Linked DNA regions of Homo sapiens: region 2 is linked to region 1. Evidence: chromatin contacts called from ENCODE Hi-C data. All regions are on one chromosome and are shown on one strand. The core of a region is the stretch at or near the end of the contact, and the rest is flanking DNA. Distances in the headings are between cores, read along the strand shown. Region 1 has its middle 59 kb from the start of RGMA. Region 2 overlaps LOC105370982 (a long non-coding RNA gene).

What was found. A loop is a pair of places that touch in the nucleus more often than their neighbours do. Pooled maps may share reads with other maps.
Region 2: a loop to region 1 is called in a map of CD14-positive monocyte, with 2.6 times the contacts of the local background. The contact joins two enhancer-like sites. A Hi-C loop is called at or near these places in 1 of 168 maps with a recorded cell type or tissue (CD14-positive monocyte) and 5 of 50 pooled maps.

Annotation. Positions count from the first base shown.
Region 1 is chr15:93,028,234-93,031,368 of GRCh38, reverse strand. No RefSeq gene overlaps it. Among named protein-coding and RNA genes, the nearest start is that of RGMA, 59 kb to the left of the region's middle. RefSeq lists an enhancer at 2,417-2,923. Within about 2 kb of position 1,493, at least 29 of the 41 ENCODE cell types and tissues checked have a DNase peak (open chromatin) inside an H3K27ac peak, as active enhancers do; they include CD14-positive monocyte, where a contact is called at or near this core.
Region 2 is chr15:93,234,677-93,238,152 of GRCh38, reverse strand. All of the region lies in intron 4 of LOC105370982 (a long non-coding RNA gene), which reads right to left. Among named protein-coding and RNA genes, the nearest start is that of RGMA, 150 kb to the right of the region's middle. Within about 2 kb of position 1,770, at least 6 of the 41 ENCODE cell types and tissues checked have a DNase peak (open chromatin) inside an H3K27ac peak, as active enhancers do; they include CD14-positive monocyte, where a contact is called at or near this core.

The DNA of each region.
Region 1 (3,135 bases), core at 244-2,743:
AGAGCAGCTGGGGCTGGTTGCAGTGAGGGGACTCAAGAAGGTTCGAGTGGCCAGCAGGGGCAGGTCACAGAGGGCCCCAGACCCAAACCAGGGCGCTTGGACATTAAGGTGAAGGTCACCGAGAACAGCCGGTGATGCCAGGGGGGCCTTGTGGCTCAGAAGGGTCCCTACAGTTGCCCCTCCCAGGTGGGAGGAAGGAGAGGCTGGACTGCAGAGCAGGACCCCCTGTGCGTCCCCGCACAAGGGCTGGAAGTAGGGATGAAGGAGGCTGGGGACGGGGCAGCCTGTCCCCTCGCGTCCCCTGCTCTTGGAGGGCAGTGAGGCTGCCTCTCCCTGCAGCCTCTGCCCCTCTCTTCCCCGTCCGTCTCCCTTCCTGCGGAAGCCACGTGGCTCCACATCTCCTGGGGTGTGGGGGGCTTTGTTGTGGGCTCCAAGGGGGAGAGACCCACCCGGGCAAGGGAAGAGCCCGGAACCTTCCCTGGGTTGGGTTTAGGTGTTGGGTGCCGGGCAGGCTGTTTGTGGAAATCTGCTGCCCTCTGCAGGATGGTTCTAGAACCACATTCGCTCAGGGGCCCTCAGTCTAGGCTTCAGAGAGTGGGAGCTGATCCCAAACACCGCACAGGCCCCAGTGCCACCCTTTGATCATGACAGCTGCCGAGCCCACCTGACATGCACCTCAGGGACCTCACTTGTCCCTGCCCAGCCTGGTGAGAAGCTGTCAGTATCTATTTGTAGTTAAGGCTTGGAGATAGAGAATGTGCTCCACAACACCAGCTGGTAAGAGACAGAGCCAATGTTCAAATCCAGTCTGTCCAGCCATGCCCGGCACCCACCCGCTGGCCCACGTGCCTTCCTGACCGCCCATCCTCATCGCCAGGGCTTGGCCGTCTGAGTAGGGGTTGAAGTTTGCCCAGATCCAGGATTTTCACGACCCTGTCCCTCTACCTCTGGCTGTTTTCTCCCTGGCACTCATGTGACGTTTGTCCTCTTACTGTTTGCTTCTCTAGGGCCCGCCCCCAACCCCTACCCCAGCTAGAATACCAACTCCAAGGGGCCAGGGCCCTTATCCTCCTGGTTCACTGCGCGGGTCCAGCTCCTGGAGCAGGACCAGCCCACAGGAGGGGCTGGAGACCTGGTTCAAGGAAAACGTCCTCTCCCATAACTGTCTGGTTCCAGCAGTGTCTCCCCCATGAGACTATGAGCTCCTGGGGGTTCTAGTCCCTGCTGGGCCTTCCTGCTGGGGTTTAGTCTCCCCGCACAGCAAGCTGCGGCTTTCCAGAAGCCCTGGCCAATGGGGCTCCAAGAGGGCAGCTCGCTTGTCTTGCAGTCTCTGGAGTGGGAGGTGCTGGGCCCGGTGCTCACCGGGCCTGCCCTCCAGGCCGGGCAAGCTCTGTCCTTAGTCTGCCTCAACCCATCCAGCTGCCCTCTGACTCAACCCTCTCCACCCATTCCCCAGCCAAGGACTTTGAATGCTGTCTCTTCCAGGTCGCCCTTAGGGTTACAAACCTTTTCCTTTTCCACTGTGCACACTCTCACTTAAAAACCGCATGAACCCAAGAAGCGGCCTCCTTCCTTTGCAGGTGAAGATGCAAGGTGATCACCCAGCTGAACATGGGGAGGGACCACATGGGGGCAATGCGCTGACTCGGGAGGCCCCTTTACAGCCCCCCAACGCCCCGAGGGCCACCACAGTGCCTGTGGTTAACGGGGCCCGTGTTTTAGCAACAATTCCTTCTTAGGTCACTAAAGAAATTAAGAGGAAGCTCACGTGTGATGTTCCGGAAGTGGATATTGTTCTGCCCATCTTCGAGGTAAGAAGCCTTTAGGCCATGGACTGGTCCATGTTCCCACACAAAGCCAGACAGCAGGAGGCTCAGCGCAAAACCAGGTGGCCTGAGCACACTGTCATCCACCACATCACACGCCAGCAGAACTGACCAGAACACCCCCAAGACGTCAAGCCTGGGGGAGGGGCCCACCGGCAGCAGCGGGAACAGCTCCTCAATTAGTGCCCAGGTTTCTGCAGGATGGAACTTTCACTGAATCCAGCTGCACCTTCTCCTCCCCACCCGCTCACTGATCAGAACAGATTTGAGGTGGGCTGGGAGACCAAATGGGTCCCATGAGATATGACAGAAAGGACTGGTGCAGGGGGCTTCAGTTAAGGCAACGCCTCACATCAGAGCTGGTCCTGCGCCTTTAAAAGCCACAGGTTGGAATCTGGAGCCGACTCTGGTCTGGCAAACTGCAGGGACTTGGGTTTCAATAAGTGACCTTTCTGTTGGCGCTGACTGAGGAGGGCTTGCCGTGATGCCAGGCGTGCGAGGCCCTGCCAGGGAGGAGGGAGGAGGCAGGGGCCCTGGGCCGGCCGCTTCCAGTAAAAGGCAGGCGTTTTGGCAGCTGGCAGTTTCGAAGCCTTGTTGCTATTGTAAGTCATAATAAGCTGATTATTGCAGTACTTGTTCTTAAAGTTTCCCCAAATTGTTCCAGCTGAGTCATGAGTTACAACACGATTGTGAGTCGTTTCTTGATGGGCACCAAGAGCCCTCAGCTTTTCTTCGTCTTTCTCAAGAACTACGTGAACTAAAAATCCCAGCCTCCCGCTCCAGCGCGGGCCAGGGCTGGCAAGGGCCCCTGCGTCCAAGTCCCCTGGGCTGACGGAGCGGAGTCACAGCAGTTGACAGCTCAGCTCTCAGTAGACACATGGCTTATTTGGTATCAAGATTTAAGAGCTAGTCTCAAAGTCACCAAAACATTAGTGAAAATCGTGGATCTGGGCAAACTTCAACCCTTATTCAGACAGAGATCTCCGCCCGCAGGCTGTGCCACCCTTCCTCTGTCTGGGCTGCACCAGAGCTGGGCCTGCCCCTGTGCCAGAATACTAAAGCTAACGTTTGTGTCAGTGTTTCCATTATAAAATGCCACCCCCCAGACCCCATCTGTTAAATTACCCTCAAAGCTACAGGCTGGCAGACACAGTGTTATTTCCTTCAGGATAGAAGGGGTGGCCCCCCTAGGTCTCCCTGGATCCCCCCAGGCAGGACTAACCCACGGGAATTAACTACCGGTTTCGGCAACCCTGGCCCTCCCTCAAGTGCAGAGCTGTGGGCCACAGCCTGGAGTTGCTCGGCCAGG
Region 2 (3,476 bases), core at 521-3,020, 210 kb before region 1:
TATGCAGCCATAAAAAAGAACGAGATCATGTCCTTTGCAGGATCATGGATGGAGCTGGAGGCCATTAACCTTAGCAAACGAACGCAGAAACAGAAAACCAAATACCACACATTCTCCCTTATAAGTGGGAGCTAAATGATGAGAACACATGGACACATAGAGGATAACAACACACACTTTGGCCTATTGGAGGGTGGAGGGTGGGAGGAGGGAGAGGATCAGGAAAAATAACTAATGGGTACTACGCTTAATACTTGGGTGATGAAATAATCTGTACAACAAACTCCCATAATACAAGTTTACCTAGGTAACAAACCTGCACATGCACCCTGAACTTAAAAAATAAAATATAAACATATGTAACTCCCTAGTTAATGGCTCATTTCAGGGTTAAGATCCCATGTCAGAGGTGTTACATGTAAAAGCAGTTCCATGGGGGCGGGAGGGGGAGAGAAATCTGAAAGATTTTAAACAAAAACTATCAGGTAGAGCAGGATTGGAGAGTTGGAGGAGATGCCCGGAGTAAGTTTTTTTGTGTTTTTGTTTTGTTTTGTTTTGTTTTTTGGGGGGGACAGAGTCTCGCTCTGTCTCCCAGGCTGGAGTGCAGTAGTGCGATCTCAGCTCACTGCAACTTCCACCTCTAAGGTTCAAGCGATTCTCCTGCCTCAGCCTCCCAAGTAGCTGGAACTATAGGCTCCCGCCACCGCGCCTGGCTAATTTTTTGTAGTTTTAGTAGAGATGGGGTTTCACAGTGTTAGCCAGGATGGTCTCGATCTCCTGACCTTGTGATCCGCCACCTCGGCCTCCCAAAGTGCTGGGATTACAGGCGTGAGCCACAGTAAGTGTTTTTTCAGCTCATTACTAGCCAACGCTAAGGCGACCTACAACACTCATTCACGTGCATTTCACACACTGGAATTTTGGAAAGAATTATGCTGTGACTGAGGTTTACCCCAGCACAATTAGGGAAGTAAGGATTTGTGTCTATTGTTCTAACTGTTAATTAACTGTGTCAACAAGATTGTAGAGAAAAAGTTTTAAAGCCTCTTAAGAAGACAAAGAGTTTTTAAGCATCCCTGAGTACTTTAGGAATACCCAAGGATTTAAATTGACAATGATAAACCATCACTAATTACAGTCATTCTTAACTGATTCTCACCAAGGATCTCTTTATTAGATAACACTTGTTAACCTGGTTTCAACTACAGCATGTACTTAAGGAAGATTAAATTCAATTTAATTCAGATCTGCGCTTCCCGAGTTTCCTAGAATATGTCAAGTAATGAGACTGATTACCCTGAAATATGCTATTCTTCAAATTGGCCCTTTCCCATTGACTCAAAATGGTCAGATTTGAGTCTGCGTCCAAAACTTGTAAACACAAAAATACAACTTTATAATACATTGTATTACAATTGCTAGGATGTCCCAAAGCAAGGACCACAGTCACATCTTTGTATCCCCAGCACCTAGCACAAGGCTCATCCCAGGTTTGCAGAAAGAATTTGCAAAGACTCACAGAAACCACACAACCTCAACAATGGATCGTTCCAGAGGAAGAAAGGCGAGGAAGTCACGTGTCAGTTTTTGAAAACAGGACTCGCTTTCTTTCACTGCATGTTTCTGATGAGCAGACACTGACTTAGGGTTTTTAGTTGCTTTATCTTACTCAAGTCTCAGGACAATGAGGAACATTCTCCCGCGCAACTATTTCGCAAATACAGGGAAAGGCAACAAGGCTGTTACGTGGGGAGGATCTGTCCAGATCCACGTCAGTTCCCCCAACCAATGGGCTCCAAGCTTTCGTGCAGGTCCAGCCCACACTGAGCCTGGGTCCACATATCCTGGGGCCTGGGACCTTGTCAGTGGTTTTGACCATTTCAGAAATTAAAAGACAGGAGAAGGCTTACAGTGACCAACGGTGAGGAAGAAGGGAGGGGCAGGTCAGGGAACGAGAGTAAAGAGGAAGACGGAGGAGAGCTTTGTGTGAAACGCACCAAGGATTGCCTCATTTTGTCTCCTTTGTGTCGTCAAAGCAGTTTGGCCAGGCAGAATGACTGCCCTGAACAAACGCACGAGTCCTGTTCACCTGTCATTGTGATCTTTCAGTGAATTAGCTGAGTAGTAATAAGTACAATGGGTGTTTAACCCATTGTAGTTAGTAACATTATTGTTGTTTAAAGTATTGTTCTTCACTTAGAATCAAGTAGATTTTGAAATGAGAACAGGAAAATGTAATCAGAGTTTGCAAGGATTGTTTCAATAAAATGAAATTGGTAAAAGAACTACAGCTTAAGAAAGCAGGTCACGATTTTTAGAAGACATAAAAATCTCAGAGGAGAAAATTCTAACTTTTTTTTTTTTTTTTTTTTTTTTTTTTTTTTGAGACAGGGTCTCACTGTGTTGTGCAGGCTGTAGGGCAGTAATTCAAGCTCAGCTCGCTTCAGACTCAAACGCCTGGGCTCAAGCGATCCTCCCACCTCAGCCTTCTGAGTAACTAGGACTCCCGGGGCTCGCCACCACACCTGGCTAATTTTTAAAATTCTTTGTTGAGACGGGGTCTCATTATGTTGCCCAGGCTGAAACTGAATTCCTGGCCTCAAACGATCCTCCCATCTCACCCTCCCAAAGTGCAGAGATTACATACGTAAGCCACCATGCCCCACCCAAAAAAATTCTTAAAACCAGATTCCAGAGTCAACATTCCCAGAGGTTAGACTAGTGTGAGGTCTAGACTTTGCATAGCTCACCCCCAGTGCCCAAGCAGTTTATTCATTCATTAAACACCTACTACATGCCAAGAGGTATTCTAGATGCTGGGGATATGACAGGGCACAAAGCACTTAAAATCCCTGCATCAGAAAGCTTCCATTCTAGATTAAGAAGACAGGCTGTAACTAGATAAACATATAAATAATGTGCCAGACAATGATAAGGATTATGATAAGGAATAAAGCAGAGTTAGAATGAGGTATGATCCCTCTTTGAATTGGGTGTTCTGGGAAGCTTCTTTAACAAGGTAACAAAACAGAGTCCTACACAGATTTCTAGGGGGAAAGCATTCCAGATAGAAGGAACACCAAACGCGAAGACACTTGAAATTCTAGTGCAACTGACTTCAATTGATTAAAGAGCATTTGCTGTGTGCCGGATGCTTTACAGCACTGATTTTATTTCAATGATACAGCAACTCTGCACCACTAATTATTATTACTTCCATTTTATGCACTGCTACATCGAAGATTTAGCCACAAGCCTAGCAAAGGGTGGACCTGTAGTTGATGGATGAACCTGGAGGTTGATAGCATTTCCGCAAGCCCAATGCTTTAAGGATTCTACTGTGGGGATCGAGTCCCTCCTGAAAGGCAGTAAATCTGCAGAGAGGTAAGTAAACACTGATTTAACTCTCTGATAGCACGTTAATGCAGCTGTCTAAAATGATATTTAGGAAGATTTTTCCTTATTTGAGTATGTGC